2 separate regions of the Mus musculus genome follow, and region 2 is linked to region 1. The links are chromatin contacts, found by Hi-C or POLR2A ChIA-PET in ENCODE. All regions are on one chromosome and are shown on one strand. Each heading gives the region's core, a stretch centred on a gene start or an enhancer-like site at or near the end of the contact. The rest is flanking DNA. Distances are from core to core; before and after follow the strand shown.

Evidence for each region. Hi-C counts contacts between places; a loop is a spot of excess contacts on that map. ChIA-PET counts read pairs that join two places held with the same protein, here RNA polymerase II (POLR2A).
Region 2: a map of v-Abl transformed pro-B cells shows a loop between it and region 1 (2.5-fold over the local background). The contact joins the promoter of Tcf7l1 here to the enhancer-like site in region 1. A Hi-C loop is called at or near these places in 19 of 37 maps with a recorded cell type or tissue (Patski, T-helper 17 cell, adrenal gland and 5 more). POLR2A ChIA-PET finds 5 or more read pairs at or near these places in 4 of 5 experiments (Patski and embryonic stem cell).

The regions. Positions count from the first base shown.
Region 1 is chr6:72,658,143-72,660,980 of GRCm38, forward strand. All of the region lies in intron 3 of Tcf7l1 (transcription factor 7 like 1 (T cell specific, HMG box)), which reads right to left. The region is part of intron 1 of Gm31391 (a long non-coding RNA gene); the gene reads left to right. Among named protein-coding and RNA genes, the nearest start is that of Gm31391, 4.3 kb to the left of the region's middle. Within about 2 kb of position 1,472, at least 1 of the 3 ENCODE cell types and tissues checked has a DNase peak (open chromatin) inside an H3K27ac peak, as active enhancers do; it is heart, where a contact is called at or near this core.
Region 2 is chr6:72,787,691-72,790,528 of GRCm38, forward strand. It overlaps Tcf7l1 (transcription factor 7 like 1 (T cell specific, HMG box)), which reads right to left and starts at 1,355. Exons shown (of 12, transcript NM_009332.3): 1 at 1,020-1,355; 2 at 872-935; 3 at 521-648. The coding sequence starts at 1,262.

The sequences.
Region 1 (2,838 bases), core at 222-2,721:
ACTGACTGCTTTTCCTGAGGTCCTGAGTTCAGTTCTTAAAAACCATCTGTAATGAGATCTGGCGCCCTCTTCTGGCCTTCAGGCATACATGCAGGCAGAACGCTAGATACATAATAAATGTTTAAAAAAGAGGAAAATACACCAACCAGTCTTAGTAGCATAAAGACAAAATACCTCCCCAGATTGGGGTAGGGGTGGGGGGAAACTACTTAAATTTCTGAAATCACTTTAGAGAGCAATGAAAGAAAAAGAAAACATTTTATTTTGACTCTTACTTGCGTCCCTAATTTTCTTTATAAAGCGAGTGGCTCTAAGCGTTTGCATCAATGCACTGGACAGCACTAAATCCCAAACACAACCTCTTTGTTCCACCTCACTGTCGATGAAGGCCATGTTCCTTCCTGAGGCTGCTGGATAGGCGAATCCTCCGAAATAAATTCAATTTGCAAGTCCATAGGGATCTATAATAAGCTACTTCTGGACTTAATACAATAGATAATTTTCTGTGGAAAAGTTCTTTTTAAAAAAATCATACTTTGGGGGCTGGAGAGATGGTTCAGCAGATAGACAGCGTTCTGCTTTTCCGGAGGACGTGCGCTCAGATATCACCACACACTTCAGGCAGCTCACAACCACCTAAACTCCAATGCCAGGGCATCTGACCCTTACTCCTGGACACTGGGATGGCCGGATGGACAGACAGGCAGGCAGGCACACACACACACACACACACACACACACACAAACACACACACAGGGTAGGGAGGAAGAGATACATATTCATGCATGAATAAAACATGAGTCTTAAAAAAATAAACAGATTCTTTTACTGCTTTAAAACCAGCAACAACAAAAAGGCTGGATTGTTGTGGCTGGCACACGCCTTTAATCCCAGCACTTGGGAGGCAGAGGCAGGTGGATTTCTGAGTTCCAGGCCAGCCTGGACTATAGAGCAACAGGACAGCTAGAGCTGCATACAGAAACCCTGTCTTTAAAAACCAAGTTCTTCCCCCCCCCCCCTTTTCATTCAGACCAAGGTTTAGCCAACGAATATTTTGGAAGCTCTGGTGCACACTCCACCTTGTCCCAAGCGACTTCTAGCTGTTCGTATCTCTGTTCCAAAGAATCCGGTTGTTTCTCCTACCAGAAGTTGAGCTAAGGTTTGATTTAGAAAGCTAGCTCTCCAGTGGATCCGCAGAGCACCAGGGTCTCGGGCTCCATCCAACATCTCTGTTCTCAGTCACCTCCCATATAAACCAGGGGTGCTTAGCTCTATCAATCTAAAGACAAGGCCTGGCCCAGAAGGTCTCCTAGAGGAGGAAAAACAAGCACAAAACCAAAGCAGATGCAGACGTTCCTCTAAAAACAAAGGCCCCATCAAGGTGCTCAGCAAAGCAGGTGTCCCAGCTGACACCACTAACAAAGGGTGGATCTGGGAGGAACCTTATTTCTCGGGACCTGTCCTCACCGACAGAGATCAACCACCTCGATGGTGTGGCAGTCACAACAGAGAGGACCAAGTGGCTGCTGGACACTTAAGAAAATTAGGAAGTGGATTTGTGAGACGGCCCGGCAGTTAAAACTATCTGCCGCCAAGTCCCGATGACTTTAGATCTCAGGAATCTGCCTGGTAGAGGGATGGAAATGACTCCCACAAGTTGTCCTTTGACCTCCATGTACCCCTCTCCAGTGAATAAACATTTAAACATATATAGATAGATAGAAAGTGACATCACTGTTTTCCCTCAGCTACTAAGATGCTGAAGTAGGTCAGTTGAGCCTAGAGGCTCCAGCACAGCCTGTGTGACGTAGCAAGTTCCTGTCTGAGTGGAGAAGGGACTGCACATGGACTCATCAATTTTAGTTATCTTTATTTACGAGCAAAACCAGGGCTAGAGTGAGCCGATCTTGGAAGCTCTAACAGCTCAAGTGTTTTCTGGGGGAGACGTCCCACTTGGTGGGTGCTCTAATCAAAACCCTTACTACTGCTTTCTACGCACCAGAGTCTGTTGTGTAGCATTTGTGGTATCTGTGGTGTGAATAGTCCCACCACAGTTGGTTTTGAGGTACTATGGTGAGTCACTGTGAGAGGTGGGAAGAGACACTCACAGTTGGCCTGGTACCAACTGGCTGGCCACACACCACTGATGCTAGGCAGGAGTGGAGGGGGTGGGGGTGGGGATTTTTAGCCTGTCCTGACTTGTTAGGATTATTGGCTCTATTCCTAGATGGCTGGAAAGCGGTATATGCTGTGATTGGTGGATGTGGGCCTGAGGTCAGACTGGAGACCTGGACATGCAGCCTTGCACATCTTTCTGGCAGCTCCATGCTCCTTCTCAAAGGAGCAGGGGAAACTCTGTCCTCTGAACACCGGGCATGGACAGCCTGATGGCATAGACCATGGGAACACTTGGCGCAAAGCCCTAGGCTTAAGATGAAAAGGCCAGTCGGGTGTGGTGGCACACGGTACGGAGGGCACAAAGAACTCAAGTTCAGAGGCAGATCGTGAGATCCTGTTTCCCAAAGGAATGAATAACTGAACCCACCAAAGCCAATGCTGAGCCTGATCTTATGCCCTCACTGAGTAGCCTGCAGGTCTCTGGGTTAAACTGCCTTCGCCTGGCCTTGACCTTGGGCTGCTGGACCTGAGCAATTTCTGCACTCAGTGCCTGATCATGAAAAGAGATGGAGAAAGTGCACATGGGCCTGACCCCACTCTTGCCCTATGGCTGACACCTCTCACACCAGCTCTCCCTGTGGCCCACACTTGGTCACCCTCGCCCACAGCACATCTTTTTCCCAGTTGAGGCCAGCTGCCTCAGCCCTCTGGGTGTAGAG
Region 2 (2,838 bases), core at 105-2,604, 130 kb after region 1:
GGCCCTGGGGGTGAGGATTGGGGGTGGGTCGTGAATAGTTCACACAAAATAAGGAGTTTGTACAGCTCACAGCAGCCCAGGGAACCCGCAGGTCAGAGGACATCTCAAGTCAGGATCCTCCAGGCCCTTGCCCAACTTTCTCCCTTGCCAAGGGGAAAGCTGACCAATCTCCGGGAAGGAAAGCGAGACACCCCCCCCCCAAACACACACCCCCCACCTCCAAAGGCAGGCACAAATCCAAGTTTTCCTTTGGTAGGAGCAAGGAATTTGGGAGGCTGGGAGGTCCCACCAGGCCGCAATCTCCCAAAGGCGAGAAGTTAAAAGAACTTTACTTTCATCCCGTTACTGGCCAAAAGCAGTCTCATACTAGGCCGCCACAGGGGAGTTTGACTCTGCAAACAAGTTCGGCCCAGGATCAGCTCAGGCAGGAGGCCCCATCCCCCACACCACGGAAAGCCCAGGGGCGCATCCCGCCGGGCCCGACGCCCACCGGTCCCGGCACGGCCGGACTGACACTTACGGTGCGCGCTCCACCAGGAGACAGGGGTCCGTTGGAGAGGTACGGGCTGCTCAGGTCTGGAATCATCAGGAAGGGGTACCCAGGATACGCAGGTCCCTTAAAAAAAGCGCCATCCTGGGGCCTTCTCACTGCGGACAAAACCAAAGTGGAGTGAGGTCAGGGGTCCCCCAGACAGAGTAGCTATCTGGAGCTCGGGGCGGGAATCTGGAACCCGAGCACCCCTCGAGTGAGCCCCAGAGTGGCTGCTGCAGCGATGGGAGGAGAGCAGGGGTTCCGCCACCCGGACCGTGGAGACCCGTACGGCCAATCGCTGATGGCTGGAGAGTGGAGACTGACGGAGAAGGCACTTACCTTCGGCGAAATAGTCGCGCGGCTTCTGGAAAGCGTCCCGGGCGGGCTGCGGGCGCCTCTCCGCCTGTGGAGGAGACACAAAGGCGAGGGCGGGTGAGCGGGAGCGGGACCCGGGTCCCCCAGAGGCTGACCCTAGGAATCCCTTTACCTCGGAGTCCGAGCTACTGCTCTGATTCTCCGATTCGTTGACCAGGGACGACTTGACCTCATCCAGATCCCTCTGCGCCGAAGCGCTGTCGCTGCTCGGCTCTTGCTCTTCGCCCCCCTCGTCCTGGAAGGGGATCAGCTCGTCGTTCGCTCCGAGGTCGTCCCCTCCACTGGTTGCCCCGGCTCCGGAGCCACCGCCTCCCCCGCCGGCGCCGCCACCGCGGCCACCACCGAGCTGGGGCATGGTGGGGCCACGGGCCGGGGCCGCTGCGCTCGGAGCCCCGCGCCCTGCCTGGCCCGGCCCGGCGCCCCTCCCTCCCTCTCGCTGGCCCGGCTCCGATCGTTTGGCCGCTGCGGCGACAAAGTTTTGACAGGGCGTGGCTCTGTGGGAAGCGGGCCCAGCACCGCCCAGCCGGGGCAAGAGACACTCGGCTCCGAATCGTCCCGCAGCACGGAACCTAGGACTCCCAACTAGCCGCCGCCACCGCCGCTGCCTTCTCGGCCCGGGCGTCCCAGCGCCTGGCCCGCCGGGGAGGGGCGATGGGGAAGGAGGGAGGGACCGCCCGGCGGGGCAGGGGGGCCGGAGGGAGGAGCCCCGGCTGCAAGCTGACACCCGCGCCTCTCGGAACCAGGCGAACTGCAGCGCGCGCACGCACACTCGTATTCACACTCGCGTCCTGCTCGCTTGCACCTTCCGGGGCCTACAACTACCCTCCTCGTGCGACCACCCTACCCCTCGAACTTATCCAGATCCCCTCCAGTGAACTCCATGGCTACCCTGGGAAGTCCTTTCTCGCACCCTCCCTCTAAGAGTCTGGCCCGCACTCCTTCACATCCCCTAACTTTCTTTGCAAACAAGCCCCAGAACTCCGCGCGGGTTCCCACTCCGCTCCCACCGCACTGGCAGGCAGCACTGCCCCCTGCGGGACAGCCGAGGACTCGCAGATCCGCCGAGCACAACCACTCAGCCTGCCGAGTACAGGATCCCATCAGCCCTTCTACTCAGCCAGATTTTGTGACACTTTGAAACAAGTTGAGCGGTCTTACATTCCCTTTCCTATGGTATTCCAACGCATTCCTGTCCCCAAACTGTGTTTTTGATCACTTCCTCTTAGTAAGGAACTACTGCAACCTTGAAGATCACGCTTTCTCTCTAAAGCTGGAGAAGAGGTGTGAAATTCAATACTCACTGTCTTGGATTCAGACGGGATTTTAACTGTATTGATTTTAAGAAGAAATTATCACCCAGAACTCCCAAAGCTGATTAGGAAGCTGCCGTGATAGCCCACAAGCACCATAAGCAAATTACCTAACTAGCTTCATAGGTAAAAAACAGACTTGAGAGAGTATCTGGGCGCTAACAAGATGGCTCAGCAGGTACTTACCGTCAAGCCCCATGTCTTCAGTTCCCTGTCCGGTACCCACATGGTGGAAGTAGAGAACAGACACTCGTCCTCTAGCTTCTACGTGTGGACCATGCCATGTGCACTCATTCCCTCACAAGTTAGGTATCATTTAAAAGATGGAGATGGTAGAGCGTGTATTTAGCATTCATGAGGTCCTGTGTTCAATCCTCGGGACTAGATAGACTCATATATCCTCAGTCAGCTGGGGATGGGGGAAGTAACGCCACTTGGAGCCATCCTCCATGGGGACATTGGTGACAACATAAATTTTAAAATCAGTCTAGAACGTCAGTATGAGCATATTTTTTAAATGTTTTAAACACAACTGAAAGCCAGGTATGGTGACCTGTGCTTTTAATCCCAAAACCTGAGAGAGGAAGCAGAGGCCGGTGGATCTCTGTGAGGCTGAGGCCA